2 separate regions of the Homo sapiens genome follow, and region 2 is linked to region 1. A link is a loop called in an ENCODE intact Hi-C map of the cell type or tissue named here. Cell type or tissue: transverse colon. All regions are shown on one strand. Links, peaks and the distances in the headings refer to the core of each region. The heading gives the core; the rest is flanking DNA. Region 1 holds the start of UCN (urocortin). Region 2 has its middle 22 kb from the start of TCF23.

Region 1 (15,744 bases), core at 10,597-14,596:
GTGTCTGACAATGGAACACAATGATTATTAGGACAGGCTCTGGAGTCAGAGTGCCTAAGTTCCAGTACTGGCTTTGCCACCTATTAGCTCATGACCGTGTACAATTTATTTAATTTCACTGAGACACAATTTCCTCATCCTTGAAATGGGGCTAAGACTATTACCTACTTCAGGGCCAGGCATGGTGGCTCACGCCTGTAATCCCAGCACTTTGGGAGGCTGAGGTGGGCGGATCATGAGGTCAGGAGATTGAGACCATCTGGCCAACATGGTGAAACCCTGTCTCTACTAAAATACAAAAAAATTAGCCGGACATAGTGGCAGGCGCCTGTAGTCCCAGCTGCTTGGGAGGCTGAGGCAGGGGAATCGCTTGAACCCAGGAGATGGAGGTTGCAGTGAGCTGAGATTGCACCACTGCACTCCGGCCTGGGCGACAGAGCAAGACTCCATCTCAAAAAAAAAAAAAAAAAAAAAGAGTATTACCTACTTCAGGGTTGATATGAGGATTAAGTGAATTAATACAAATGAAAGACTTAGAGCAAATCCTGGCTCAGTAGATGTTAGCCATTATTATTCTATTTCTTGTAGACTAAGTTAGGAGTGATTGTTCACCTCCTCGACCATCTTTTTTTGTTTGTTTGTTTTTTGAGACAGAGTCCTGCTCTGTCGCCCAGGTTGGAGTGCAATGGCGCAATCTCGGCTCATTGCAACCTCGGCCTCCTGGGTTCGACTCCAGGGTTTGAGTGATTCTTGTGCCTCAGCCTCCCGAGTAGCTGGGATCCTCAACCATCTTTACAAGAAGTTCTTGAGGAATAAATACAACAATGTCTGGAAAACCCATGACACGATGCTTGACACATGATAAGCCCTCAAAACATATTTTTTTTGAGACGGAGTTTCACTCTTGTCTCCCAGGCTGGAGTGCAATGGTATGATCTTGGCTCACTGCAGCCTCCACCTCCCGGGTTCAAGCAATTCTCTTGCCTCAGCCTCCCAAAGTATCTGGGATAACAGGCGCCTGCCACCGCACCCAGCTAATTTTTGTATTTTTAGTAGAGACGGGATTTCACCGTGTTGGCCAGGCTGGTCTCGAACTCTTGACCTCATGATCCACCCACCTCGGCCTCCCAAAGTGCTGGGATTACGGGCATGAGCCAGCGCGCCTGGTCTCAAAACATTTGTTGAATGTTAAGTAATGAGTATCCCTGCCTTTGTGGCTCAGGAAGAGGAAGGGTGCAGTGAGGGATGGAGGTTGGGGAGAGCGGCTGCCCAAGAGTTTATCTTTGCTGTGGGATATAGGTCCCCCTTCCTCCCATTCAAATATCTCTATATGCTTGCCATCAGCAAATCAAAGATAAGAAAGACAGGAGACTGCAGCCTTAGAGTTCTCCCAACACCTCTTTCCTCACTTGGGTTCTAAATATTGAAAAGTAATTGTATTAAGCAAACAAAAGGCAAGTGATTATACACTTTAACGCATTCCCTAAACTAAACTCAACAATATTCATACATTTCTAGCTACTGAGAAGGCAGATGTACAAACATGCCTTGAATTATCTCAAACTAATCTGCCCCAGGTTTATGATGGGCTTAAAGGTTAACATGATTCTCAAGAAATCCCAAGAAAGATGTGATATTTATGGCACACACCAGTTACTCTCCCCAAGATAAGCTGCTCACTTCACAGTGGGTCCACGTTTCCTGCCTTGCCTACAGCCCTTGCTACCAAAGGATCAAACAAGACCCTTGACTTGGCTGCACTCTGTGCATGATGGGGTGTTGCTGCACACACGCAAGGGGCCTTCCAAACTGTCTTCTGGTTTGTGTATGGTGTAAGGGTTTGGAGAAGTTCATGCATCCCAGTTGTAGGAAGTGCATCTCACTATGCTAGCTCATAGGTGACCACTGTCTCCATTACTCTCTAGGAATGCATAATCTTCCAGCCAGTTGGGATTAGGTTCTGTTCTAAGTGGCAGAAACCCCAGAATAACAGTGGCTTAAAGAGGGTAAAAATTTGCTTTATTCTCAAGTGAAAGTATGGGTGGACAGTGCAGGACTGCCTCATCAGAGACCTCCTTTCATCTCGTTACCATTCTCAACATGTGGCTGCCACTTCATGGCTCAAGACGGCTGCTTCAACTTGAGCCATCCCGTCTTCTTTCCAGCCAGCAGGCAGGAGAAAAGGGGAGGAGCAGGGCATGCCCCTCCCATGAAAGACGGTTTGTGCAATTTCCTACAAATTACACAAAACATTTGCATCTACATCCCAGAGCACAGCCAATTGGCCACACCCAGCTGGAAGGGAGGCTTAGATTCATGGGTTTTTTGGTTTGTTTTTTTGAGATGGAGTTTCCCTCTGTTGCCCAGGCTGGAGTGCAGTGGTACTATCTCAGCTCACTGCAGCCTCTGTCTCCTGGTTTCAAGCAATTCTCCTGCCTCAGCCTCCCAAGTGGCTGGGACTACAGGTGTGCACCACCGTGCCCAGCTAATTTTTTTATTTTTAGTAGAGATGAGTTCTTGCTATGTTGCCCAGGCTGGTCTCAAACTCCTGAGCTCAAGTGATCTGCCCACCTCGGCCTCCCAAAGTGCTGGGATTACAGGCATGAGCCACCACACCCAGCCCTTTATACCATGTGTCTTGTTAAAACTCAGGGCACTTATTATTAAAGAAGAAAAGGTGGTGAACGTCAGGGTACAATAAGCAGTGTCTGCCAGTCTTTCATCTCTGCATCTCCCCACACATAGACTCTTTTCTCTGTAGACCAGCCTTCTCTGTTCAGTTTCTGACCCCTTACACTTTCCAGGGTGGCCGTGATGTCAGCTCTTAGCCCAATTCCACAGGTCTATTCAATTCCTAAGCAGAACATGGCGTAGCCAGCTAAGCCCCTGAGTCTCAAGTCCAAATTCTTAGGAGAGAATATTTGATTGGTTCTGCTTGGGTCAGGTGATCACCTCCTTAGCTCTGAATCAATCATCTGTGGCAGGGATCTCCCTTCTAGGATAGGATGGAGCAACTACTCTAGGCAAGAGATGTAAGCCGGAGGAAGTGATGGGTGTCTGTTAAGTCCTCCTTCTGAGCCTACCCCTATCACAACACCCATCCTGCTGGATGCAGTTGTCAGGTGCTTGTCCTTAGGACAGGATGCATTTTCTTTGTATCTTTAACTCAGAGTCCAGCAACTACCTGGCACACTATAAATGAATAATTTTATCCTCAGCTTTACAGAGGTTGAATACCTGCCTAAATTTATATACTTAAGAGGTTGGGCATGGTGGCTTACGCCTATAATCCCAGCAATTTGGGAGGCCGAGGTGGGAGGGTCACTTGAGGTCAGGAGTTTAAGACCAGCCTGGGCAACATAGTGATACTTCATCTCTACTAAAAATAAAAAAAATTATCTGGGCATGGTGGCACACACCTCTAGTCCCAGCTACTCAGAAGACTGAGATGGGAGGATTGCTTGAGCCCAGGAGGTCGAGGCTGCGGTGAGCTGTGATCCCACTACTGCACTCCAGCCTGGGCATCAGAGAAAGAACCTGTCTCAAAAAAAAAAAAAAAAAAAAAGGCCGGGGGGAGGGCATCAGAGATAGCACAAGAACCCAGGACTCCTGACTTCCAGTTCCTGGAGCAATTTTCTAGAATTACCTGGCTAGTTACAGTTTGTGAACCCCATTGTTGAGCACTTGTATCTGCTTGTACCCCTGCCCAGGACTGCAGAGAATCTCCTCCAGTTGTGGCCCAAGAGGGCCCCAGACTGGAAGACATTGGTCGCACCACTCAGAGTTCATTTCCTGCCTCAGCCTTATTGCCAAGACCAATGTCTCCCCATGGCTCCAAGCTGGACCCCTTTGGAGAGATCCCATCCTGACTATGCCTTGACCAAAGCTGAGTTCTGGATGCAGGGGCACTCTAGGAGGTGGGCTGAATAATGAGGCAAAGGTGGGAAGCAGGGTCTCCATGGCCGTCCACCGTGCGCTGCTCTCAGAGGTGGATCCAGCCACAGAGAAGAGCTGACATCTTCCCCTCCATCAAGTTCCTACTCCCTAGCCCCCAAGCCCTTTCCCCCTGCCTCCTCCGAGTCCCTTCATGCCTCCCCGTGCCTGTTCTCTCAAGCCATCTGTCCCTGCAGGCCTCGAATCCTCTATGGCAGTCCCGGGGCTCCACCACTGTGTCTTCAGGAGGCCGTTTCCGCTGCCCATCGTGCAGGCATGAGGTTGTCCTGGACAGACACGGTGTCTACGGCCTGCAGCGAAACCTGCTAGTGGAGAACATTATCGACATTTACAAGCAGGAGTCATCCAGGTGAGCCACCAGAGTCTCTTGCCTCTCTCATGACAGGGCTTGGGACACAGCCAAGGAACCCATCAGAGCCAAAAGGGAGAGATTGAAACGGTCAACCTGCCTGTTCTGTCTAGAGACCATAGGACTGGATCCGGAGAGGGACTTGCCTCAGGCCTCCCAGAGAGGGCAGTCTCTGATTCCCTAGCCAGTACTTCACTCCTACCCTCTCCTCCTGGGAGAGGCTGGCAGTCCACCAGCAAGATCCTCGCTAACCCTCCAAGACTTCCTGTCCTGTGGGACTTCCCTGCCCCCTTGTAATACAGACTGTTCTCGGATCCAGGCCTCCTCTATCTCTTAGCTCCTTCTGTTCCCCAAATTCAGAGCTCTGTGGAAGTACTCACCAGTTCAGCCACAGCACTAGCTGCAGGGGCGGAGAAGGTGGTGGCAGTTGGTGGAGGCTGAAGAGAAGGTATTCCTAGGACCCTTCATGCTTAAGGTCCACCTCCCCCTGCCCACTCCTCTCTAGGCCGCTGCACTCCAAGGCTGAGCAGCACCTCATGTGCGAGGAGCATGAAGAAGAGAAGATCAATATTTACTGCCTGAGCTGTGAGGTGCCCACCTGCTCTCTCTGCAAGGTCTTCGGTGCCCACAAGGACTGTGAGGTGGCCCCACTGCCCACCATTTACAAACGCCAGAAGGTATCAAACAGGGGAGGGAGTAGATATGTGAGAGATGGGGGCTTAGGACAGGGTCTCAGTGTCAGCCTCTTACTCCACTTATCTTTTGTTTACTTATTTCTTTATTTATTTAGAAACAGGATCTCACTCTGTTGCCCAGGCTGGAGTGCAGTGGCACAAACACAACTTACTGCAGCCTTGATCTCCCGAGCTCAAGTGATCCTCCCATCTTAGCCTCGCAGAACACTAAGATTATAGATGTGAGCCACCGCACTCAGCCCTATCTATCTATCTATCTATCTATCTATCTATCTATCTATCATATTTTGAGATGGAGTCTCGCTCTGTCGCCCAGGCTGGAGTGCAGTGGTGCAGTCTTGGCTCACAGCAACCTCAGCCTCCCGGGTTCAAGCTGTTCTTATGCCTCAGCCTTCCAAGTACCTGGGATTACAGGCATGTGCCACCACACCCAGCTTTTTTGTTTTTTGGTTTTTTTTTGACTCCTGGCCTCATGTGATCCGTCCACCTTGGCCTCCCAGAGTGCTGGAATTACAGGTGTGAGCCACTGCGCCCAGCTCCATTTATTTATTTTTTAAGAGATGTGGGGATCTCTGTCGCGCAGGCTGGAATGCACTGGTATGATTGTGATTCACTGCAGCAGCCTTGAACTCCTGGGCTCAAGTGATCCCTACCACCTCAATCTCCCAAGTAGCTGGAACTACAGGCATGTGCCACCATGACCAGCTAATTATTTTATTTTATTTATTTATTTATTTGTTTATTTATTTATTTTGAGATGGAGTTTTGCTCTTGTTGCCCAGGCTGGAGTGCAATGGCACGATCTCGGCTCACTGTAACCTCTGCCTCGCAGGTTCAAGCAATTCTCCTGCCTCAGCCTCCAGAGTAGCTGGGATTATAGGCGCCTACCACCATGTCCAGCTAATTTTTTGTATTTTTAGTAGAGACGGGGCTTCACCATGTTGGCCAGGCTGGTCTGGAACTCCTGACCTCAGGTGATCCACCCACCTTGGCCTCCCAAATGCTGGGATTACAGGCGTGAGCCCCTGCGCCCGAACCTAATTTTTTATTTTTACATAGAGACAGGGTCTCAGGCAGGGCACAGTGACTCACACTTGTAATCCTTTGGGAGGATACTACTAATAATAATATTTATTAGTAGTAGTAGTACTAATAATAATATTTATTAGTAGTAGTAGTACTAATAATACTTTAGAAGAGCGAGGCAGGGGGATTGTTTGAGTCCAGGAATTTGAGACCAGCCTGAGCTGTGTAACATAGTGAGACCCTTGTCTCTACAAAAAATTAGCTGGGCATGGTGGCATGCCTGTAGTCCCAGCTACTCGGGAGGCTGAGGTGGGAGGATCACTTGAGCCCGGGAGGTTGAGGCTGCAGTGAGCCATGATTGCACCACGGCACTCCAGCCTGGGTGATAGAGTGAGACCTTGTCTCAAAAACAAACATACAATATTAAAAAGAGACAAGATCTCACTGTGTTGCCCAGGCTTGTTTTGAATTCCTGGGCTCAAGCCATCCTCCTGCCTCTGTTAGAGGAAAGAGGTCTTGACACAGACCCCAAGACAGGGTTATTGGATCTCGCGCAAGAAAGAATTCAGGGCTAGTCCATAGAGTAAAGTGAAAGCAAGTTTATTAGGAAAGTAAAGGAATAAGACAATGGCCACTCCATAGACAGAGCAGCCCCTAGGGCTGCTGGTTGCCCTCTTTTTTTTTTTTTTTTTTTTTTAGATGGAGTTTCGCTCTTGTCGCCCAGGCTGGAATGCAATGGCGCGATCTCAGCTCACTACAACCTCCGCCTCCCAGATTCAAGCGATTCTCCTGCCACAGCCTCCCAAGTATCTGGGATTACAGGCATCCGCCACCATGACTGGCTAATTTTTGTATTTTTAATAGAGACAGGGTTTCACCATGTTGGCCAGGCTGGTCTCAAACTCCTGAACTCAGGTGATCCACTCTCCTTGGCCTCCCAAAGTGCTGGGATTATAGGTGTGAGCTACCGGGTCCAGCCTGGTTGCCCATTTTTGTGGTTATTTCTTGATGATATGCTAAACAAGAGGTAGATTATTCATGCCTTCCCTTTTTAGAACATATACGGTCACTTGCTGACATTGCCATGGCATTAGTAAACTGTCATGGAGCTAATGGGAGTGTAGCAGTGAGGACCACCAGAGGTCGCTCTCATTGGCGTCTTGGTTTTGGTGGGTTTTGGCCGGCTTCCTTACTGCAACCTGTTTTATCAGCAAGGTCTGTATGACCTGTATCTTGTGCCGACCTCCTATCTCATCCTATGACTTAGAATGCCTTAACCATCTGGGAATGCAGCCCAGTAGGTCTCAGCCTCATTTTACCCAGCCCCTATTCAAGATGGAGTTGCTCTGGTTCAAACGCCCCTGACACCTCAGCCTCCCAAAGCGTTACTCCACTTAGTTTTAAAGTCAAGCAGGCCGGGCGGTGGCTCACACCTGCAATCATAGCACTTTAAGAGGCCGAGGCGGGCGGATCACCTGCGATCAGGAGTTCGAGACCAGCCTGACCAATATAATGAAACCCTGTCTCTACTAAAAATACAAAAATTAGCCAGGTGTGGTGGCATGTGCCTGTAATCCCAGCTACTTGGGAGGCTGAGACAGGAGAATCGCTTGAACCCGGGAGGCGGAGGTTGCAGTGAGCTGAGATTGCGCTATTGCATTCCAGCCTGGGCAACAAGAGCAAAACTCCATCCAAAAATAAATAAATAGGCCAGGCGCGGTGGCTCACGCCTGTAATCCCAGTACTTTGGGAGGCCAAAGTGGGTGGATCACGAGGTCAGGAGATCGGGACCATCCTGGCTAACACGGTGAAACCCCATTTCTACTAAAAATACAAAAAACTTAGCCGGGCGTGGTGGCAGGCGCCTGTAGTCCCAGCTACTCGGGAGGCTGAGGCAGAATTGTTTACCTGGGAGGCAGAGCTTGCAGTGAGCCAAGATCGGGCCGCTGCACTCCAGCCTGGGCGACAGAGCGAGACTCCGTCTAAAAATAATAATAATAATAATACCTAAAATAAAATAAGTAAATAAAAATAAAATCAAGCAGATTAAGCCAGGCGTGGTGGCTCATGCCTGTAATCCCAGCACTTTGGGAGGCCAAGGTGAACGGATCACTTAAGGTCAGGAGTTCCAAACCAGCCTGGCCAACATGGTGAAACCCTTTCTCTACTAAAAATACAAAATTAGCTGGGCATGGTGGCAGTCGCCTGTAATCCCAGCTACTCGGGAGGCTGAGGCAGGAGAATCACTTGAACTCCAGAGGCGGAGGTTACAGTGAGCTGAGATTGCGCCATTGCACTCCAGCCTGGGCAAAAAGAGTGAAACTCTGTCTCGAAAATAAAATAAAAGTCAAGCAGATTGGAGTCAAAGTCCTAGCTCTGTGCTTGACTTGGTGTGTCACCTAGGTATGTTACTGGACCTTTGTGGCCCTCACTTTCCTCATGTGTAAAATTAGGGTGAAAATGCCTACTTGTGAAAGTAGCTATAAGGATAAAATTCGATAATGGATGAAAGCAGAGACTTCAGTATGGTGGGTGAGATACTTGCAGGGTCCTCTCTATCACACAACTAGATTCTGTGTAAAACAGAATTTTCAAATTATATTGCTTGGTACATAGAAGCAAAGGAAATCAGTGGGGGTGGGGAGGGGCGAAGAGAAAAGGCGGAGCTGAAAGCAGAACCCTGAGTGGCAAGCACAGAAAAGGCAGCATTTCGCAGAGGACCAGTGCTGGCAATGTCACTGAGCTAGAGAGACCAGACTATTCCTCCAAACCCCTAAAAGGAGGGGTACCTGCAGCTAAGATTCCAGAGACCCGGCTGGGCGCAGTGGCTCACGCCTGTAATCTCAACACTTTGGGAGGCCGAGGCGGGCGGATCACTAGGTCAGGAGTTTGAGACCTGGCCAACATGGTGAAATCCCGTCTCTACTAAAGATACAAAAAATTAGCCGGGCGTGGTTGCAGGCCCTGTAATCCCAGCTACTCGGGAAGCTGAGGCAGGAGAATCGCTTGAACCCAGGAGGCGGAGGTTGCAGTGAGCTGAGATCACGTCATTGCACTCCAGCCTGGGCAACAGGGAGAGACTCCGTCTAAAAAAAAAAAAAAGTTTCCGGAGACCGTAGGTTAAACTAGGATCCTAGGAGCTAAAGCAGTAAATTGCGCCACCTGGCTTTCAACAGAGGCAAATGCAAATACTGCCTAGAGGAAAATATGCACAATTTAGGCCCGTAGGTATTCCCTAGATTAATTAATATCAATAAAATATTAGATCACAATTGAAGGTGCACAGAGAAACGTAATCCATGAGTGAAGTCAGCAGAAACAAAAAATACAGATTTAGGACCCCCCACAAAAGCAACTGAGATATTGGAATTATTAAATAATTGGAAGTCACTATAAATCAAATGCTTTTTAAAAAAAGATGAAAAATTTTAAAAACCAAACAATAATAGAATATCAAAAACCAACCATGTAGCTGGGTGTGGTGGCTCACGCCGGTAATCCCGACACTTTGGGAGGCTGAGGTGGGAGGATCACTTGAGTCCAGGAGTTGGAGACCAACCTGGGGAAATGTTGAAACCCCGTCTACAAAAAAATATAAAAAATTAGCCGGACGTGGTGTCATGCGCCTGTAGTCCCAGCTACCTGGGAGGCTGAGGTGGGAGGATCACCTGAGCCTGGAAGGTCGAGGCTGCAGTGAACTGAGATCGAGCCACTGCACTCCAGCCTTGGTGACAGAGTGAGACCTTGTCTCAAATATATATATATAGATAGATAGATAGATAGATAGATATAGATATACAGATATATATATATATATAGATAGATAGATATAAAACATTCAACAGATGGCTGGGCATGGTGGCTGGAACCTGTAAACCCAGTGACTAGGGAGGCTGAGGCAGGAGGACAAGGCCTGGTGTTCGAGACCAGCCTGGGTGACAGAGCAAGACTCCGTCTCAAAAAAAATTTAAAAAAAAATCAACGAATGAATTGAATGATAGATTTGTCTGAAAACAGAACTAGTGACCAGTATGAGAGGACTGAAAGAAAAACAGAACGTGCAGTTCTGGGAGATGATGAGAAGGCTGAGAGTGAGAAGGTCTAACAGGTCTAATCAGATTCCCAGAATGAGAGGATAAAGAGAATAGAGAAGAGGCAATATTATGCCAATGGATAATCTTGAAGACTTTCTCAGAATCGATGCAAGAAATGAATCTACAGATAAAGTATCTAGCCCAGTGTCTGGTATCTGGTGGATGTTTGGAGACTGTCTGTTCCTTCCCCACTTAGTGGTGGAGGGCTTCTCTCCACCTCCTTCCAGAATCACTAGAATGTGCTTCCGTACCTCTTGATGGTTCAAGCCTTCTAGATTGCTGTAGATGCCCTTATGGGGGGTGAGGTGGAAGGGCCAGCCCTCTCCTAGGCAACCCTGGCTGGGGTGAGGGGTGTAGCTCTAGGCCAGGTCCCAGCTCTGAGTGCTGACCTGTGTGTGTATCAGAGTGAGCTCAGCGATGGCATCGCGATGCTGGTGGCAGGCAATGACCGCGTGCAAGCAGTGATCACACAGATGGAGGAGGTGTGCCAGACTATCGAGGTGAGCCTGGGCTGGAGGGAGGGAGGAACAGCAACTGGCTAGCCTGCGGACCCCGGGCTCCCAAGAGAACTGCTCCTCTCTGACCTCTCGCCAAACTGGTCTGAAAGTTTCTGGGGTCCTGGGAGTGGTGGGAGGTGCTTTTGCCAGGCTGCTGGGTGTGCATTCCAGCTTTGCCGCAAAACTTTAATCCAGTTATTTAACTTCTCTGTGCTTTGGTTTTGTTTAACCTCATAAAACAGTGATGATGATAATGATACACCAGCTACCTCATGGGTTCTTTTTGAGAATTAAATGGAATAATGCAAATAAAAACCAGGGCTAGGGATATAGACAGCAATCAGTGAAGCTACTTTAAAGCATTGTGTTTTTATTATGGAAAAGATCTGGGCTGGGTTCTGGCTCAGCCACTAACTCACAGTGTCACTACGGATGGGTCACTTTCTGTGTTGGTTCTCTGTGAGTACCCTGTGCTTTCCCAGCCACCGGGTCTCAGCCACGCCTTCCCTCATCCTTGCTCCCCATCTTTTAGGACAATAGCCGGAGGCAGAAGCAGTTGTTAAACCAGAGGTTTGAGAGCCTGTGCGCAGTGCTGGAGGAGCGCAAGGGTGAGCTGCTGCAGGCGCTGGCCCGGGAGCAAGAGGAGAAGCTGCAGCGCGTCCGCGGCCTCATCCGTCAGTATGGCGACCACCTGGAGGCCTCCTCTAAGCTGGTGGAGTCTGCCATCCAGTCCATGGAAGAGCCACAAATGGCGCTGTATCTCCAGGTGGGCTCTAGGGGAGGGTGGCAGCGCTGCACAGTGGCTGGAGTCAGGGCCTTGGTACCTGGAGTCCCGGGTTCAAGTCTTGTCTCTTGCACCTGCTTGCCCCTACGACCTTGGGCAAGTCACCCCCTCTGAGTTCGTTTTCTGCTTAACGAATTGGGACGTGCCTTCCCACCTACCCCGCAGGACTGTGGTGAGATTCAGAAATGGGACTTTGCCCAGGTTGGCCCAGTGCTTACTCTCACCCTCCTTTTCTTCCCTGCAGCAGGCCAAGGAGCTGATCAATAAGTGAGTAGGCATAGCGGGAAGGGAAAGGAGGGGGCTGCACTGCTCCACTGGCTGGGGTGGGGCTTGAGAGTGCTGGGGCATTGCCAGCTGAGTCCGTGTGGCCACTGCAGGGTCGGGGCCATGTCGAAGGTGGAGCTGGCAGGGCGGCCGGAGCCAGGCTATGAGAGCATGGAGCAATTCACCGTAAGGGTGGAGCACGTGGCCGAAATGCTGCGGACCATCGACTTCCAGCCAGGTGAAGGAGGTGGCCGAGGGCCGCTGAGACGGGTTCGGACCCTCTGTGTGGGGGGTGCGGCGGGCACGATGGCCGTAAAGGCAGGGACTCCACCTCACCAGGCCTTCCTTGGGCTCAGGCGCTTCCGGGGAGGAAGAGGAGGTGGCCCCAGACGGAGAGGAGGGCAGCGCGGGGCCGGAGGAAGAGCGGCCGGATGGGCCTTAAGGTGAGAGCCGCCCGATGGGCCTTAAGGTGAGAGCGGCCTGAGGGGCTTGGGGTGGGGCCTGGCTGGTGTGCTCGCGTCCCCTCCCCCAGTGATTGCCCTCCCTGCGGGTAGCGTGGAGCCCCCACTCCTCGGTGCAACCCAACCCCGGAGCCACAAAGGCGCGCCCCCTAGGGCGGAAAAGTACACTTTCCTCCTCACCCGCTGTTCCTCTGGGGTGCTGGGAGGGCAGGCAAGGCAGGCTGAGTAGAGGAGAAACCCACGTGGCGGGGGACGGAGTGAGCGGGGCTCGAGCTGCCTCGTGCCTTCGCAGCACCCGCCCACCGAGCCTTCTTTCCCGGGCACAGGCCTGCGCCGACCCGACCCTGCTCGAGAGCCCGCGCTAGAGTCGGGGAGGATCTGCGCAGAGACCGCAGCATCACCCAAATCGGCGCCGGCCCCGGGAGGATCTCAATAAAGAACTCGAGCGTCCCAGACCCGTATCTCCTTTCGCTGCCCAACCCCGCAGCCTGGGCTTCGAAGGCGACCCGCCCACCATCCTGCCCTTCCCAGAACCTGAGACCGTCTGGGGGGCGGAAGCCAAATGAACCCCTATTGGGCACCTCTGTGATGCCAGGAGCGAACTGGTGAGCCCAGCGCCCTGGGAAGAGGGCCGAGGGCGGGGCGGTGGTGCCGGGACCTCTGAGGTCCTGGGGATTTGGGGACCCTTGGGGTCCACATGCACCTGGCTGACCTGGCTGAAAGCCGCTGTCTCGGAGCCCCCCACAGCATTTTGTTCCCCTCCCGCTGGCCCGGGGGCCCCACCTTCCCACGGGTTCCCACGCTGCTGTGACTGCCCTGCCTCTACGACAAAAGCCAACGGGTCTTCAGTACTTTTATTAAAAAATAGTCACGCAGACAGTGCCCTGGTGGCTCTGCCCCGCATCCCAACTCTGGGGTGGGGGAAAGGGGTCAACGTTTTCGCAGCCCCAAACCGGGCCATCACTTGCCCACCGAGTCGAATATGATGCGGTTCTGCTCGGCGCGCTCCCGCTGGCTCTGCGTCCGCGCCAGCTCCAGCAGGGTCCGCAGCAGGTGAAAGGTGAGGTCAATGGACAGAGAAGGGTTGTCCCGCCGCGGCCGCTCGCCTGCCGTCCCGAGTCCCAATCGGCCGGGCCCCGCGCGGCGCGGGAAGCGCTCCGCCAGCAGCAAGAGGAGCGCGCGGGCCCCGCCACCCTGGTTCCGTGCCCCGGGGCTCCAGCGCAGACTCGGGTCCTGGACCCCGGCCGCCTCGGGGCTCCTCTGGCTGCTCCCAGGGCACAGCTGTACCAGGAGCAGCAGCGCGGCCAGCAGCGCTGCGCGTCCCGCCTGCCTCATGGTGCCGCCGGCCCTGGACACACAGGGGCAGCGCAGGGTGAGGTGCGCCTGGGACAGCTGCAGGCCGCCGCTCCCCTCCCCGCGCTCGCCCGGCGACCCCTCCGGCCGCCGCCCAATGCCCGCAGCCTGCCCTCCAGCCCCAGCCACTGCGCCAGTGCTGTTCCATCCCTTCCACCCAGCCTCCCTCCCCGGAGGAGCGTGGTGGCTGAGCTGAGCGGAGTCCTGGTGCAGGGGGAGGCTGGGCGGACGCTCTGAGCCACTCACAGGTTGTCGGCGAGCGTCTGTACGGTCCAAGATTGAGCTCCAGTCTCTGTCCCTCGGGGCAGGCTGAAGACGCCTTGGGGAACACAGGGTCTGTCCCGGGGCTGTCGCCAGCCTTATATAGTGCCAGGACAGCTCCGACTGACGTCAGCGAAGAACATGCACTGATTGTAGAAGCAATGACAGCCACAGCTTCGAGTCTGACGGCTGGCGGGCCCCCGGAGGGGCGCACCTCCCTACACCAGCCTTCGTGCCCCTGGGGCTAGCGCTGGAAGCAGCACTGGACGCAGGAAAGCGAGAAGCCGGCTGGGGCGTAAAGACTGCTCTGGGACCCACGGGAGTCCCTCGCCCCGCTTAGAACAGCCAGCAATGACTAGGGCCGTCCCCAGACCAGACTAGTCCGGGTCGCGTGTTCTGACACACGAAAGGGAGGCGGGACCGTGAGGCTGTCCATGGTGCTGACCCCGTCCTCTGCCTCTAGAAGTGGCCAGAAATGTGAGAACGCTGTGCCGCTGGAACCCACTGCCTCCCTGCAGCTATCAGTTCTGCAAATGCAGGCATCAGGAGTCCACCGCTGGCACTCAGCCAACACAGTGGGACCCACTGAGAGGCAGTCTGCCACAACCAAAGTCTCCCAGCATTCTTATCTTTTTCCAGCCCCAGGATCCAAATTGTAGGGCTGTCTGACAGGCACCATGTAACAGAGGGTCTCTAGCATCCGAGTGCTTTCAGACCACAAATGGCTGGCCCATCTGCTTTTGAGTTTGCCAAAGTAGTTTAGCAAAGTTCAGTTTCTCTCCTGGGAATCATAGCAGCAGTGTAACTCTGCCCATGAGCAGCAAAGAAATATGGGTTCAAGTTTCTGCTAACTCCTGGTGTGGACAGGTCACCTCCCTCCTACCAACCTCAGGGTCCTCATTTGTAAGACTGGGCTTGGCCAGGCGCGGTGGCTCACGCCTGTAATCCCAACACTTTGGGAGGCCGAGGCAGGCGGATCACGAGGTCAGTAGTTTGAAACCAGCCTGGCCAATATGGCGAAACCCCATCTCTACTAAAAATACAAAAATTAGCCGGGCGTGGCGGTATGCGCCTGTGGTCCCAGCTACTCAGGAGGCTGAGGCAGGAGAACTGCTTGAACCCAGGAGGCGGAAGCTGCAGTGAGGCAAGATCGCGCCACTGCACTCCAGCCTGGGAGACAGAGCAAGACCCTGTCTCAAAAAAAAAAAAAAAAAAAAAAAAAAAAATTGGGCTTGGTGGTCTCTTGGCTTCTTTCCAGCTCTAGAAATGACTCCCCAATAGTTTTCTGCTTAAAAACTTACTCATTACCACTGCAGATTCCGGATTACATATTTAATAACATATTTACTGAGGCACCATATAAAGGGTTCCGGGAGTCTCTAAAGAGCTGGAGCTACAAGAAGCCTAGGCAGGGTTAGAGTAACAAATGTGTCTATGAAGAGTGGGGATGAGTGGCATTTGCTGGGATATGGGTGTAAAGTTGATAAGGTCATGAAGGTTCAACAGATATTTATGGAGTGCCTAGTATGTGGTGGGAATAAGACTATTATCAAGGGCTCTAAAGCAGTCAGTGTACATTTTAGAGTGAAGAGGGGCATTGCAGGGTGCTAGTCCTCTTAAGCTCTGACCGGCAACCCAACCCCGTGGAAACTGGTATGCCCACTTTGAGGAGGTTGTCTGACCGTTCCAGGGTCAAGCTGCATCACTGCAAGGTGGAAACGATGGAGTGAGGCAGGCTTAGAGCCGATGTGCCTTCCAGGACAGGTAGGAGTTCCAGATAACAGCAACACATTGGACAACGGCCAACCTAAGGAACAGGAATAACACAATGAAGAGGAGGAAGGCTAAGCAGTGAGCAAGGGCTGGAGATGGGAGCATGAAATGGCAAAGGAGGGATCATGACAAAGGATTGGCAGGTTTAGGTCTCTTTCCTTCAGCACCTTTTTTTTGAGATGGAGTCTCCTCTGTTGCCCAGGCTGGAGTGCAGTAGCACAATCTTGGCTCAC
Region 2 (15,744 bases), core at 4,715-8,714, 140 kb before region 1:
CATGATATCCAGTGGCCTTACAGGGTTTCCTCTCTCAGAGGAACATCTGCAATCTCTTGCTCTGCCAGCAAATGCACGCGAAGCCTGGTCACCTAGCACTAGTGAACCCTCTGTGACCCTCCAGGGACTCCGAGTTTCTGAGACACATAAAAGAGTGGACCCAACTCATTGGTGACATATTGAGGAGCTACACTCACAAGCAGCACATTTGGAACCGCAACATTCCCCAGAGCTTAGTCCTGAGTGATTCAGGTGTCTAAATTATGGGCGTTAAAGCAAACTAAATATGGCCTGAGAAGGACTCCATACTTCTATATTTGAGTCCTTGTGGACGAACTGTAACCTAGTAATAGGAAGACAGGGTGGTTCACGGTGGCTCATACCTGTAATCCCAGCACTTTGGGAGGCCAAGGCGGGTGGATCATTTGAGGTCAGGAATTTGAGACCAGCGTGGCCAACACGGTGAGACCCCATATCTACTAAAAGTACAAAAATTAGCCAGGTGTGGTGGTGCACACCTGTAATCCCAGCTACTTGGGAGGCTGAGGCAGGAGAATCGCTTGAGCCTGGGAGGCGGAAGTTGTGGTGAGCCAAGATCATGTCACTGCACTCCAGTCTGGGTGACAGAGTAAGACCCTGTCTCAAAAAAAAAAAAAAAAATGCAGACAAGATTGAAAATCTAATTTAGGAGTATGCACCTGTAACAATAGCTGAGTCTTGGCCAATCCCAGCAGCCATACTTCAACCACTCATAGATTGCTAAGTGTTCAAACTGTGTTCAAATAAGGTAAACACCAACCTGCAACCAATGCAGCTGTTTCTGTACCTCACTGCCGATTTCTGTATGCCACTTCCCTTTTTTTGTCTATAAATTTGTTCTGGCCATGAGGCATCCCTGGAGTCTCTCTGAATCTGCTGTGATTCTGGGGTCTGCCTGATTCACAAATCGTTCCTTGCTCAATTAATCTCCTTTAAATTTAATTCGGCTGAAGTTTTTTTTTTAACACGGGTAAAAAATCATCCAACTCCAAAGACTCTCTAAGGAGGCAGCCTTTCTTGGAGACACCAACTGGGTTTATGTACAACACATAATGGAGTGTCCTTTTGTAAATATCTAGGAAAACGGACCCGCATAACCCAGAATAGTCATAAGCAACAGTGGTCAAAATGGGGGTCCTTTGAAATGCCTAAAATAATTCATTTGCATGCACTATTGGAAAAAACTGGTTTTAAAACCATGCAAATTGAATGAGAGACCTACTTTCTCTTTATCCTGGATGAAATCTAATAATAATAGATTTGAAAAAAAAGTTTCAAGAGCTCTGTGGTCAGAAGTCAGCCTAACTAGAAGTTTGTGAACGAAAAATAAAATCCTAAGTCCCCCAACTGACTGAACAGACCCCCTATTGGCCAAGGGGACCCCAGAGAAACCTGAAAAACTGAATTCCCAGCCACAAAGGTGTTGAGGAATAGAGTCAAACCCTGTGAAATATTTGAAGAGATTTATTCTGAGCCAAATATGAGTGACCAATGGCCTGTGACACAGCCCTCAGAAGATCCTCAGAATATGGTGGTTGGGCCACAGCTTGGCTTTATACATTTTAGGGAGACATAAGACATCACTTGGCTGGGCACGGTGGCTCACACCTGTAATCCCAGCACTTTGGGAGGCCGACATGGGTGGATCATGAGGTCAGGAGATCGAGACCATCCTGGCTGACATGGTGAAACCCCGTCTCTACTAAAAAATACAAAAATTAACCAGGCATGATGGCGGGCACCTGTAGTCCCAGCTACTCGGGAGGCTGAGGCAGGAGAATGGCGTGAACCCAGGAGGTGGAGGTTGCAGTGAGCCGAGATAGCACCACTGCACTCCAGCCTGGGCGACAGAGCGAGACTCTGCCTCAAAAAAAAAAAAAAAAAAAAAAGACATCACTCAATACATGTAAGATGTACATTGGTTCAGTCCAGAAAGGCAGGGCAACTAGAAGCTGGTGGAGGGCTTCTAGGTCTTAGGTAGATTTAAAGATTTTTTGATTGGCAATTGGTTGAAAGAGTTAAGTTACTGTCTAAAGACTTAGAAATGTCCAGGTTAAGATAAGGGGTTGTAGAGACCAAGGTTTTATGATACAGGTGAAGCCTCCAGGTCTCAGGCTTCAGAGAGAATAGATTGTAAATGTTCTTATCAGACTTAAAGAGTCTGTTCTATCAGTAAATCCAAAAGGGAGGAGGGTATCATGAGGCATGTCTGAACCCCCTTCCCATCATGGCCTGAACTAGTGTTTCAGGTTAACTTTGGAATGCCCTTTAGGGACAGGAGGAGTCCATTCAGATGACTGGGGGTTTAGACTTTTATTTTTGGTTTACAGTGGGAAGTGAGGTCCGACATGTCTTGTTATACCCCTCCTCCCTTTTGGTGTTTAGGCACAACTGACAAGCATTGTGGTTAAAACAGGGATTATAAGACTGGCAAAAGAGAGTATCTGTGGCAATAAGATACCAAATTTTGAACAACAATCTGTTAGGCACAAACAGTTTCTCTTCAAAAGTTTCAGTTCCTGGTTCTTTGTTCTATTCTGAAAGTAATGTTACCTGTCCATCTATCAGCCCTCCCTATCTCTGTTGCACCCAAACACGTCCAAGCATGTCCCATCACCTATGTGCCCGTCCTTCCCATCAAGTGCCCACCCTTGCCTCCTTCGATGATGTCAATACTAGCCAATCGGGATTAGCTTAGATCGTGCGGTCTGACTCCAGCCAACCGGGGGAGGACCCAGGAACAGGGTCTGCATTAGGGATAAAAATGCCTGCTCTCCTTTGTTCAGTGTGCTCCCTTGCCTCTGCCTTGCATGCAGGTAGCACCCTTCTATAGAAGTAAAATTTTGCCTTGCAGAGAAGTTATCTGAGTGCTCATTTCCTTTGCAAGCTTTATTTCCTGAGCTTTATTTCCAACAAATCTAATAACCAGGCAGAATTGGGGGAAAAATAGAATTTTCAGAAATTAAAAATATGATATTTTAATTAAAGACTCAATGAATGATTAGAAACTGCTAGAGGCCATGAAAGGCAAGGGTTAAATCATACCCAACAAACCATAAAATCTCATTAACTGGGTTTTTAAAATTAACGCAGTATACTGTGGCTTACTTTCCAACCTGACTGTGGCTTAGCACCACATGGCAGATTACAGGCCCTGAAGGAAATAAAAATATTTTACTCCAAAATGTATTTGTTTGGCATACTTTGAAATGGTCCTGCAAAGCTGTCTTTCGTGGGGGAAGTTTGTATCTGTAGAGAATCTCCACCACTGCAACCAGGTCTTCCTTTCTAGGCCTTTCCAAGATCTAGGAGAGATTAACTGAGAGGCTGACACTTTAAAAAATCTGAAAAGAGACATTTACCATCTATTCTTTCTGAGGGCTGGTCCCTGTGAGGCTTCATCTCCATAATAAGGGCCTTGGCACCCGTGACTCCCTTTTTTATTTGTCATTTTTGTTGTTGTTGTTTTTAGACAGAGTCTCACTGTGTTGCCCAAGCTAGAGTGCAGCGGCATGATCTTGGCTCACTGCAAACTCCACCTTTCAGGTTCAAGGGATTGTTGTGCCTCAGCCTCCCAAGTAGCTGGGATTACAGGCGTGCACCACCAGGCCCGGCTAATTTTTGTATTTTTAGTAGAGAGGGGGTTTCACCGTGTTGGCGAAGCTGGTCTTGAACTCCTGACCTCAAATGATCCACCCATGTCAACCTCCAAAAGTGCTGGGATTACAGGTGTGAGCCACCATGCTGCCCTGACCCTCTTACCTTAACACAAGCATTCTTTTCTACTGAATTCAAGTCTTTAAGCAATAGCTTAACTCTCTCAACCATCAACTAAAGAATTTCTAAAACCCACCCATGACTTGCAAGCTCCCACTTCAAGATGTCCCAACTTTTCAGGCCAAACCAATGTATACCTTTTATGTATTGATTTATATCTTTGCCTGTAACTCCTGTCCCTCTAAAATGTGTAAAACCAAAGTGTAACCTGACTCCTCAGGCACACTTTCTCAGGACCTCTTGAGACTATTCCCCTGGCCATGGTCACTCATATGGGCTCAGAATAAACTTCTTTAATATATTTCACAGAGTTTGGTTTTTCTGTTTACAAGCCAATACCCAGGCTATATGTGAGGCTGGGGGCTCTTTGCTTTTTCTCTTTTGGATTCTGTTTCTGGGAATTTTTTTTAGTTGATTGACACCTCTTACAAAAAAAAAAGTTTGATCCCTCTGCTTTCTGGTTGGCATGATTTTGCTGATGAAAATGTAAAACTTAATTGGCTTTTTAGAAAGCTTAAAACCTCCCCAAATTGGCTCCTCTAAGATTTGTTCTTCCATTTCCTGCCACTTCTGGTCCTCTATAACCCACACTCTATAGCTCAACACTGTACAGCCAATCATTAATCAATGTTATTTCTGTAAACCAATGAGAATTCCTGACAAACAACTTTGTATCAGCCCACTCCTTGTCCTCTTTTTTGCCTTTAAAAACCTGCTTGTAACAAAGGCCCAAGCCTCCACCCATTTCTGACACTATGGTAGACTAGATGTTCAGAGAAACTCTCCTGGTACAGAAACTCAAAATGATGGCTAAAATCGTAAAAACATATTCTTAAAAGTATTGCTTGCCTGGCAGAAAAGTAAGGGAAAAGAATAAGAGAAAGAATAAGGAAGCATGTAGCAAAAAATGGTAAGCCAGCACTCAAGTCAGTGCTGCCTTTGCAATATCTGCAAATTCCTGGTGCCCAAGGCCTGGGTCTTACGGGCCACACCTGGGGACAGGAGACAACACCTAGGGCCCATTCGAAATGGGAAGTTGGATCAGAGACTCTGTCACAAAGTTGGGATCCTCAAAAGGCAACACCCTCAGTAAGGATGTTTTGTTGTGGGGGAGGCCAAAATTTTAAAGTGGTCACGATTTAGTAGTGTTTCCTGGCACAAGCAGGTGCAAACCTTCTCTGGAGGAACACGTTTTAAATTCATGCAGTGGCCAGGCACGGCCACTCACACCTGTAATTCCAGCACTTTGGGAGGCTGAAACAGACCGATGGCTTGAGCCCAGGAGTCTAAGACCAGCCTGGGCAACATGGTGAAACCCCACCTCTACAAGAAATACAAAAATTAGCTGGGTGTGGTGGCACATGCCTGTAGTCCCAGCTACCCAGGGGGCTGAGGTGGGATGACTGCTTGAGCCCCGGGGGTTGAGACTGCAGTGACCCATGATCAGGCCACTGCACTCCAGTCTGGGTGATAGAGCGAGACCTTGACTCAATAAAAATAAGTAATAAATAAATCCATGCTTTGAAGGATTCCCATGGATACAATTCCAACAACCTTGAGCTTACAACAAACAATTTTAAAAGTCAGAAGGAGGCATGTCACTCTAAATGAGCAATAGCCGTACCATTGAACTCTAGAATCACACTTGAGAGGATTGCAAATCATGTAATGTTTAGGCATAGAATATACAGTAAAGATGTTTAATAGGTTTAAGGAAAGAAAGAGAATTCTGAAAAGACAATGCAGGAATAAGAGGCTGTCAAAAATAACCAGGCAGAATTGGGAAAAAATAGAATTTCTAGAAATTAAAAATATGATATTTTAATTAGAGACTCAGTGGATGATTAGAAACTGCTAGAAATAGGTCTAGCAGCCTGGGCACAGTGGCTCATGCCTATAATCCCAGCACTTTGGGAGGCTGAGGAGGGCGGGTCAGTTGAGGTCAGGAATTCGAGCCCAGCCTGGGCAATATAGTGAAACCCCATCTCTACCAAAAATACAAAAAAATTAGCCGGGCATAGTGGCACACGCCTGTCGTCCCAGCTATTCTGGAGGCTCAGGCAGGAGAATCACTTGAGCCTAGGAAACGGAAGTTGCAGTTAGCCAAGATCATGCCACTGCACTCCAGCCTGGGCGACAGAGGGAGACTCCGTCTCAAAAAAAAAAAAGAAAAGAAAAAGAAAAAGAAATAGATCTAGCAAATCAGAAGACGGATCTTTAGAAATTAACCAGATTTCAGTTCGTAGGGAGAAAGAGATGGAAAATATAAAAAGAAGAATAGATTATAAGAGAAGACCTTCATGTCCTTGGAATAGGGAAATATTTTTTTAGAGAAGACACAAAAAGCATTAACTCTAAAGGAAAAGAGTGAGAAATTATACTACATAAAGTTAGGAGCACCTATTCATCACAAGATACCGTTGAGAGAGTGAAAAAGACAAGTTCACAGACTGGGAGAAGATACTATTTGCCATATAACTCACATATTTAAAAGGGCTTCTATCAAGAATGTATTAAAAATCCCCACAGAGCAATAAGACAGAGACTGATAATTCAGTAGTAAATGGCTAAATGGGTTAGAAACACAGTTTTTTTGTTTTTGTTTTTGTTTTTTTAAAGAGACAGAGTCTCTCTGCGTCACTCAGGTTGGAGTGCAGTGGCACCATCATAGGTCACTGCAACCTCGACCTCCTGGGCTCAAGGGATCCTCCTGCCTCAGTCTCCCAAAGTGCAGGGATTACAGGCGGGAGCCACCTCATCTGGCCTTGGTCAGGCACTTTCTAAAGAGGATATCCAAATGGCTGAACATGCTCAACTTCATTAGTTATTAGAAAAATGCAAATTGAAATCTTGAGATACTACAACACACCCACCAGAATGGTTAATATCTGTATCTGTTAAATCCAGGGTATAAACACACCTAAGGCCGGGCGCTTTGGCTCACGCCTGTAATCCCAGCATTTTGGGAGGCCTAGGCGGGCGGATCACCTGAGGTCAGGAGTTCTAGATCAGCCTGGCCAACATGGAGAAACCCCGTCTCTACTAAAAATACAAAAAAATAAGCCGGGCGTGGTGGTGCACGCCTGTAGTCCCAGCTACTCAGGAGGTTGAGGCAGGAGAATCGCTTGAGCCTGGGAGGCAGAGGTTGCAGTGAGCTGAGATTGCGCCACTGCACTCCAACCTGGGCGACAGAGTGAGACTCCGTCTCAAAAAAAAAAAAAAAAAAAAAAGATATGCATGAGAGCGCTCATAACAGCGTTATTTGTAATAGCCCCAAGCTGGAACCCTGCTTTTGTTTCCTATGGCGCTGGGGCTGAGGTTCTGCAAACCACTTTCTGCTTTGCCAGCTGGCACTTCGCTGGGCTCCACCAATAGAGGGTGCTAGAGGAAGCCCGCAAGACGGGAGGAGGGAGCGGGGATTTGCTTCTTGCAGTTTACTTCTTGCGCCCCCCTATCAAGGTGGCAACAGCTCTTTAACCCGGCAGCCCCACTTGGTTTAAGTTTCCAACTTTTTCCCCATTCTCAGAACCACCCTTGGCTGGGCGCGGTGGCTAGCGCCTGTAATCCCGGCACTTTGGGAGGCTGAGGCGGGTGGATCACTTGAGGTCAGGAGTTGGAGACCAGCCTGGAGACCACAACGAAACCCTGTCTCTACTAAAAATACAAAAATAAGCAGGACGTGGTGACACGTGCCTGTCATCCCAGCTACTCAGGAAACTGAGGCAGGAGAATCGCTTGAACCTGGGAGGCAGAGGTCGCAGTGAGCCAAGATTGTACCAAAGCACTCCAACCTGGGCAACAGAGCGAAACTCCGTCTCAATTAAAAAAAAAAAAAAAGTACAAGCCTTTAGCCTGCCCCTTCAAAGATGCCAGCACCAGTTATACAGCACTCTGTGTTCTGAAGCCTGAGTTCCACCTCGGCAGGGCTCCTCCAAGCTTCTAGGTTCCAGTAACTCCCACCTTTTTCTTTCATTAACTCCACCGCTCTACGTCCTTCAGTTGCCACCTCTCTGTTCCTTGGAATTTGTCTTTTGCCTTTGCAGTCCTTACCGTTAAATTCCCTCTGTTATAATAACTGGTGTGGTTTTTATGTTCCTAATTGGACCCTGACTCATACAACAGCCCAGATAAGATTCTTTTGGCGTCTGACCTGTTTCTGGACTACATACAGTATTACTTCCCTTTTCTTATTTTTATTTTTATTTTGAGAGGGGGGTCTCGCTCTGTCACCCAGGCTGGAGTGTAGTGGCACAATCAGCTCACTGCAGCCTCAAACTCCTAAACTCAAGGGATCCTCCCACCTCAGCCTCCCAAGTAGCTGGTACTACAGGTGCGTGCCACCATGCCCAGTTATTTCCCTTTTAAGTAGGGAATCTGAGGGCTGCAATAGTTTGCAGATCCTCACAGCCTTGCTTGGTTGATTGTCCTTGGCATCTTGGCATGGTTACAGAAACAAATCAGAGCCAAAGAAAGCTGAGAGTCTTGGGTGTGACTGTTTGCCATGGGACAGCTAGGGTCAGGCCAATCTTTATGAACATGGTACTTGCTGGACTTTTTTTTCTCTCCTGTGAATGTGCATGGGAACAGTAGTGTCTTTCCTATAGTCTTCATGACCCTCCCCAGTTGCTGGAGCAACTGAACTTGAAAATTTCCAGCTCCAGAGGCACTTTTTTTTTTTTTTTTTTTTTGAGACGAGGTGTTGCTCTGTTGCCCCCAAGGCACAATCACAGCTCACTGCAGACTTAACCTCCCAGGCTCAAGTGATCCTCCCACGTTAGTCTCCTGAGTAGCTGGAACTACAGGGGCACCACCATGCCCAGTTGATTTTTTATTTTTTAATTTTTTTGTAGAGACGGAATCTCACTATATTGCTTAGGCTGGTCTCGAACTCCTAGGCTCAAGGGATCCTCCCTCCTCGGTCTCCCAACGTGTTGGGACTACAGGCGTGAGCCAATGCACCTGGCTCAGAGGCACCTTGTTGTTACTATGGCACCATTGTGTCTGTGTGCGTTTAATGACATCATTGCAAGGGCTGATTCTTTAACCAGATTGTAAACATGTGTGCAAAAGTTGCCCCGCAAATTAACAGGAAAGTTGTGCAATTTGCAAGCAGAGCAGCATGACCTAAGGCCTTGATGGGCCATGATCTTTCAGTGTCCTTCCCCTGGCAGGTGGGTAGCAAACATTATGAATTATCATAAACCCAGTCCATCCTCCCCACCCAAAAAAAACGCCTCGTGATATATAATTTTCCTAACCGGGTTAAGTACATGATTCCTACCATTTAAATCTATGTCTAAATAAAGCAGAAGAACACAAACTGCTTATTTTAAAATCTATTTTTATTTATTCTTAGAGCCAGAATATTTTCTTAAGATTTTCGTAGTGTATAAATTCTAGATTTTGCCAGGCTTTTGGTTCTGCCCAGAGGCACTAGATTGGGCAGAAATGGATAGAAATTTCCTCTGTCTCCACTCAGATGCATGTTTTTGTCACCCCAGTTGTATTCAGTGAGCTTGTTTTCTGATTTATTTTTTTAAGTGGGACCCATTCATTTCCATTAAGGCCCTCATGAATACTATCCAGGCTGGGGCTTGGCTGTGCCTATCTTGGGGCAGAGTAGTCTCTATTATCCAGAAGATCTCCTGGCTTGATGTCTTATCTTTGCATTGTCAAATGTATTCAGCAGGCATTCATGTTATACCTGCGACAGCGGTACATCATGTCACTTCCAGATCTGGACCAGATAACTCCTGGGATCCTGGTTGTGTAGCCTGGCTATCATATCTCCCTCAGGAAAAACTAGTGTTATCAGCTCCCTTTCTTGCTTCTTTTAAGGACCTACATGGATTTTTCTGAAGTGCCACTGCACAATGCTTCCTCTTTCCAATACCTGTTAGATCTGAAAGGGGAATTGAGTCTCCCGTGGGTGCTGGGGTATGGCTGAGGGGTAGGTGTGGTCTGCAGGGCACCACGTGCAGCTTGTCTGTAGGCTCCATTAAAGACCAGTCAGGGCTGAGCACAGTGGCTCACGCCTGTAATCCCAGCACTTTGGGAGGCCGAGGCGGGCAGATCGGCGGGCAGATCACAAGATCAGGCATTCGAGACCAGCCTGGCCAACATGGTGAAATGTCGTCTCTACTAAAAATACAAAAATTAGCCAAGCGTGGTGGCACGTGCCTGTAGCCCCAGCTATTCGGGAAGCTGAGGCAGGAGAATCACTTGAAACTGGAAGGCAGAAGTTGCAGTGAGCCAAGATCACGCCACTACACTCCAGCCTGGGTGAAAGAGTGAAACTCCAACTCAAAAAAAAAACAAAAAAACACCAGTCAGATGTGCAGGGATGGGAAGATGCTGGCCTGCATGTACTCTTCATCCCCTACCTTTCCTGACATCCTCACAGGAGCCATGGAACAGCCAGAGTGAACATTCTAGCGGTGCCTCAGGCCACGCCTTCTCTCAAGATCCATATGCCACTTTCTTTTTTATGCCCCTGAGCATGAACGCAAGGATCACAGTGGAGACAACTTTTCCTCTCCTGGAAGTCTGGGACAAAGGCTGCAAGCCTCAGGTTCCCTGAGGGAACTCACCTGGCAGGCCTCCGTGGAGTCCCCTGAGAGGGAACTCCAAGGGGCTGCCCCACCACTCGCTGTATCTTGGGAGGGTCCCCCATGCTGCCACACAGACAAGAGGAGGGACTGCTCTGACTGATTCATGAGCTCCCCAGTGCATCCACTCAGGGAGACCCCTTCCCCAGACAGTGGAGGGTCATGACGGGGCAGCTTTTTAGCTGCGTCCCACCAGGATGAAACATTCATCTTCCAATTCCTGGTGTTTCACCCTGGTCCAAGAGACCCTGGCTGCCTGTTCTGAATGGGAATATCCCATCGTTAGTAAGTTAGAGAAAACTACAATCCATTTAAATGACTCAATAATCTGCAGAAGGAAAACTAAACCGAACAACTCAAACAAGTGGTTTTTAATGAGACCGAACCAAAAGAAGTAACGGAAATGTTTTTTAGCATCAACACAAAACTGTACAAGAAATTAACACACTATAAGATTTTCCTCCCCTTCTAGCAATAATATCTCAATGTCCTCTCCCAGCTAAGTCCGTGTGGTTTGAGAGGGACGAACTGCACCCCAGATCTCGATTTAGACACGACCCCATTTATGCCAAGGAGAGTCAAACCCAGGATTTTGTGGGCGTGGAAGTAAGTGTCCATCCGACTCCTCATTGCTGCTTTTCAATGATTTCTTCTCCCTTCTATTTCAAAAACACCAGGGGCTTTAGAGTTTGTACCCTCTGGTTTGTCCCCCAATATCCTTTGTTGGTGGCAACTTCTACTAAATTCTGAGTCATTCCCTGTCTTTCATTGAAGATTTTATCATCTGACTGTCTTTCTCTCTATCCTATTCTTGTCATCATTTTTTTGGTTTCAACACTCAAATGGATGATTTATCCAACATCTTGGCATCTTAGATTCTGACCTCCTCAAATGCAATTTTCTATTTTCTCTCTTCAGCCACCCATTTCTATGGTCATGCCCTTAACCTTGTCAAAACCAATAATACACCATTCTCAGAATCTCTATTTTAAGCATTCTGATTGGATATTGTGATCCCTATGTCTTATCCTTCCATCTCAGTCTCATGCCTGCAGTCCAGTATTTCTTCAGTCTTCTTGAGACCTTTAATTCATTTGCTTCCTTCTGTCTTACTAACCATCTTCCCTCGTGTCCTTACTTCCTCTTTATTCATCCCAGATTCTATGTTCATTGTTGTAATTGCTCCTTTGCAAATATCCTTATCCCTTACCCCTCCTCTCCCACTGTTTTTGCGTTGCAACATCCCGACCCTGCACGGTCTTCCCACTCTACACTTCATCTGAACACTGCTGGAAATGAATACACGATTGTGTTCACTGGCCTGCCTCAAAATTCTCAACCAAAAATCTCAAATAGGCACTCAACACTCTGTGGCAATCTTCCCTGATATGTTTTCTTTCTTACATTCTAACACATTTATTTCTCGCCTTCTTTTTTCTCCTCAGAACCTCTCAGCTTGCCATCACCACGTACTTCATGACAAAAACAAGAGCAATCAGGCAGTAATCCCCTGTTTTCAGACAGGCTGCAGTGAGCTGTGGTCGCACAAGGCTGCAGTGAGCTATGGTGGCGCCAGGCTGCAGTGAGCTATGATTTCACCAAGGTGCAATGTGGCTGTTACCACAGCTACCCATTTCCCAGCTGGCGTGTCCAGGCTCACCATGGGTGATGCGCCCCTTCCCACCAGAGGCCTGTTCTTTTCTGGGGCCAGAATCCCACCCCCTCTTGCTCTTCCAAAGGGCCTCACTCCTAAAATTATTCCCTCTGCCTTCTGCATCCTCAGCTTCTCGCCCTCCACTGGATCATTTCTCTCACGTATATTAGCATGCAAACACTCTCTAGCATGGCATCTCCCATTAAACAAAACTCCTGACCCCACTTCCCCACCTTAACTACCACCACATTTCCCTGGCCTGCTGCATAGCAAAAAAATTTAAGTGCTCTCTATTATTGCTGTCTCCATTGTCTTTCCTCACTCACTCACTCCAATCAAGAGCCCATCTCCAGCTCACTCCTACAACAGCACTGGTAAGGTTATTGGTGGCCTCCCTTTTGCCAAAGCTGATGTCGATTTCTGTGGTCTTGTGTCGCTATGTTTTTGTGTTTTGGGCATCATTTGATTTCACTACTCCATCTTTTCTCTTCTTTCCTTTTTTTTTTTTTCTTTTGAGAGACAGGACCTTACTCTGTCGCCCAGGCTGGAGTGCAGTGGTGTGATCATAGCTCAGTACAGCCTGGCAGCTCACTCCTGGCCTCAAGCAATCCTTCCACTTTGGCCTCTGGCATTACTCCCAGCTCCATCCTTCTTGAAACACTTCTCTAGGTTTCCTAATCAACTCAGTCTTCTTCCTGGCTCCTTCTCCCCGTTCTACTTCTTTTTTTTGTTTGTCTTTGTTTTGAGATGGAGTTTCGCTCTTGTTGCCCAGGCTGGAGTGCAATGGTGCGATCTCGGCTCACTGAAACGTCCGCCTTCCGGGTTCAAGGGATTCTCCTGCCTCAGCGTCCCGAGTAGCTGGGATTACAGGCGTGTGCCACCACGCCTGGCTAATTTTGTGTTTTTAATAGAGATGGGGTTTCTCCATGTTGGTCAGGCTGGTCTCGAACTCCCGACCTCAGGTGATCCACCAGCCTTGGCCTCCAAAAGTGTTGTGACTACAGGCATGAGCCACCACACCCAGCCCTCCCTGTTCTACTTCTAAACCTAAAAATAGTGTGAAGAAAATCAGCAAGGCAAAAATCACTATCAGCATAATCAAAAGGCAAGTGTCAGACTGGACAACAGTATTTGAGCTCAGGTCATAAACATAGGGATAATCTCCCTAATATTTAAAGAGCTCCTAGAAATCATTAAGAAAAAGACCAAAACCCCATAGAAAAATGGAGAAAGAATATAAACAGACAGATCTCAGGAAGGGAATACAAATGGCCAGTTAGCAACACAAAGAGAGAGGCCAGCTCATTAATAATAAAGGGAAGTGTAGATTAAAGCTACACTGAAATACTGTCTCATAGCCAGGCACAGTGGCTCACACCTGTAATTCTCAGCACATTTGGAGGCTGAGACGGGTGGATCACTTGAGGTCAGGAGTTCAAGACCAGCCTGGCGACCACGACGAAACCCTGTCTTTACTAAAAATACAAAAATTAGCTGGGCACAGTGGCGCGCACCTGCAGCCCCAGCTACTTGGGAGGCTGAGGCAGGAGAATCACTTGAACCTGGGAGGTGGAGGTTGCAGTGAGTTGCGATCATGCCACCGAACTCCAGCCTGGGTGACAGAGTGAGACTCCTTCTAAAAACAAAACAAAACAAAACAAAACAAAAAAAACCCATCTCACCTATCATATGGATAAAAACTCAAAGTTTGACAACATGCTCTATGGGAAACAGTTCTTTCTCATATTTTGCTGTGACAGTAATGTGAAAAGAGATTTTAAATGGATAAGACGAAAAGTACAAAGCAGTGTGTATTTTATGCTACCAGATCATACATCATTTCTGTTTTATTTGCATAAGATACACACACACACACACACACACACACACACACACACAAAACAATAAAAAGCAGTTACTTGTTCTAGTGGAAACTGGAGCAGATGGGGGATAAGGTGAAAGTGAGTCTTGTTTTTTTTTTTTTTTTTTTGAGATGAGGTCTTACTATGTTGCCCAGGCTAGAGTGCAGTGGCATTATCACAGCTCACTGCAGCCTTGAACTCCTGGGCTCAAGCAGTCCTTCTGTCTCACCCTCCCAAGTAGCTGGGACTACAGGCGCCACACACCACCAAGAGAGTGAATCTTTCAAGTGTATGCCTTTTTAGGTTATTTGACTTGTAAACTATATGAAATGTATAATTTTTTTTAGTTTTTTAATTTTTTTTTTTTTTTTTTTTGAGACAGAGTCTCGTCCTGTCACCTAGGCTGGAGTGCAGTGATGCAATCTCGGCTCACTGCAACCTCTGCATCTCAGGTTCAAGCGATTCTCCTGACTCAGCCTCTTGAGTAGCTGGGACTACAGGCATGCACCACCATGCCCGGCTAATTTTTGTATTTTTAGTAGAGAGAGGGGTTCACCATGTTGGCCAGGCTGGTCTCAAACTCCTGACCTCAGGCGATCTGCCCACATCAGCCTTCCAAAGTGGTAGGATTACAGACATGAGCCACCACACCTGGCCAGTTTTTAAATTTTTTATCTTTATGAGACAGTCTCACTCTGTTGCACAGGCTGGAGTACAGTGGTGTGATCGCGGCTCACTGCAACCTCTGGCTCCTGGGCTCAAGTGATCCTCTCACCTCAGCCTCCTGTAGCCTCCCTCCTGTACCTGGGACTACAGGCACATGCCACCACACGCGGCTAATTTTTGTATTTTTTAGTAGAAACAGTGTTTCATCATGTTGCCCAGGCTGGCCTTGAACTCCTGGGCTCAGCAATCCGCCCGCCTCAGCTCCCCAAAGTGCTGAGATTACAGGCATGAACAACCGCACCTGGCCAATTTTTTTTTTGTTTTGTTTAATGAGAAACAAACAAATATGAGTTCAAAGAGTTTCCTGGGGAAGTTTTTCTGTACAATAGTTCAAAGAACACAGAGAAATGCGTTTCATCTTCAAAGGAAGTTAGGGCATTATTATAAGCAGGGTGTGTAGATCCTGAATTGGACTTTAGTCCTGTACCATTCGGAGGTGATCATGATGGCCTGGATGGATGTTTATGATGACAGGCACCAGCATCACCAAGCATGCATTGATCTATTTGAATACTTTCCACCAGATCCATGACTTGGCCATGTACTGATTCCGATTTTATCAGCACGTCAGCTAACACCGTTATCTGCTTTAATCACAACTTTTACCAGAAGCATTGGCATCAGTTGGACGCTTCTAGCTGCTAGGCAGAACATACTCAAACCAAATAGCTTACACAATAAGGACAGCCATCATTTCACATAAGATGATGTCTGGAGGCCAGGTGGTCCACGATTGGCTCAGAGCCTTGATGAAGTCATCACAGATCCAGGTCCACCGATGAATTTGTCTTTCTGCCTTGCTATCCTCAGCAGGTTGATGATGCTTTCACTTTGGGTTTCAAAATAGCTGTAGCAATTCCAGACAATATGTGAAGATATGACTTGATCCAGCAAAGGAGAACAGGAGAAAAGGGGGTGCTTCTTCTCATGCATCTGTTTTTATTGGAATAATATAGAAATAAAAACTTCCTGACGTAATTTTAAGACAAAAATATGCTATATAAGTAACTGTATTACTAATTTTTTTCTTCTTTTTTTGTTTTTTGAGACAGGGTATCCCTCTGTCACCCAGGTTGGA

What was found. Hi-C counts contacts between places; a loop is a spot of excess contacts. Peaks named below come from ENCODE experiments on the same cell type or tissue, not always from the same donor. Only the 100,000 strongest peaks of a DNase experiment are listed, where the experiment ranks them.
Region 2: a loop joins it to region 1, with 4 times the contacts of the local background. A loop is called at or near these places in 4 of 110 quality-filtered maps.

Annotation. Positions count from the first base shown.
Region 1 is chr2:27,294,437-27,310,180 of GRCh38, forward strand. It overlaps TRIM54 (tripartite motif containing 54), which reads left to right. Exons shown (of 9, transcript NM_187841.3): 2 at 4,131-4,303; 3 at 4,809-4,980; 4 at 10,523-10,618; 5 at 11,148-11,381; 6 at 11,644-11,666; 7 at 11,777-11,901; 8 at 12,020-12,106; 9 at 12,451-12,999. The coding sequence ends at 12,105. It overlaps UCN (urocortin), which reads right to left and starts at 14,009. Exons shown (of 2, transcript NM_003353.4): 1 at 13,724-14,009; 2 at 12,964-13,472. The coding sequence starts at 13,459. The coding sequence ends at 13,085. MPV17 (mitochondrial inner membrane protein MPV17) reads right to left here. Exons shown (of 8, transcript NM_002437.5): 8 at 15,056-15,545. The coding sequence ends at 15,476. RefSeq lists a silencer at 7,044-7,249. In transverse colon, for the core only: no CTCF peak of the experiment used is centred there; no DNase peak of the experiment used is centred there; H3K4me3 peaks cover 712 bases; H3K27me3 peaks cover 4,000 bases.
Region 2 is chr2:27,162,839-27,178,582 of GRCh38, forward strand. No RefSeq gene overlaps it. Among named protein-coding and RNA genes, the nearest start is that of TCF23, 22 kb to the left of the region's middle. RefSeq lists enhancers at 2,554-2,863, 8,683-8,977 and a silencer at 7,178-7,227. In transverse colon, for the core only: a CTCF peak has its summit at 7,212 (motif pointing right); a DNase peak (open chromatin) is centred at 7,193; H3K4me3 peaks cover 304 bases; H3K27me3 peaks cover 509 bases.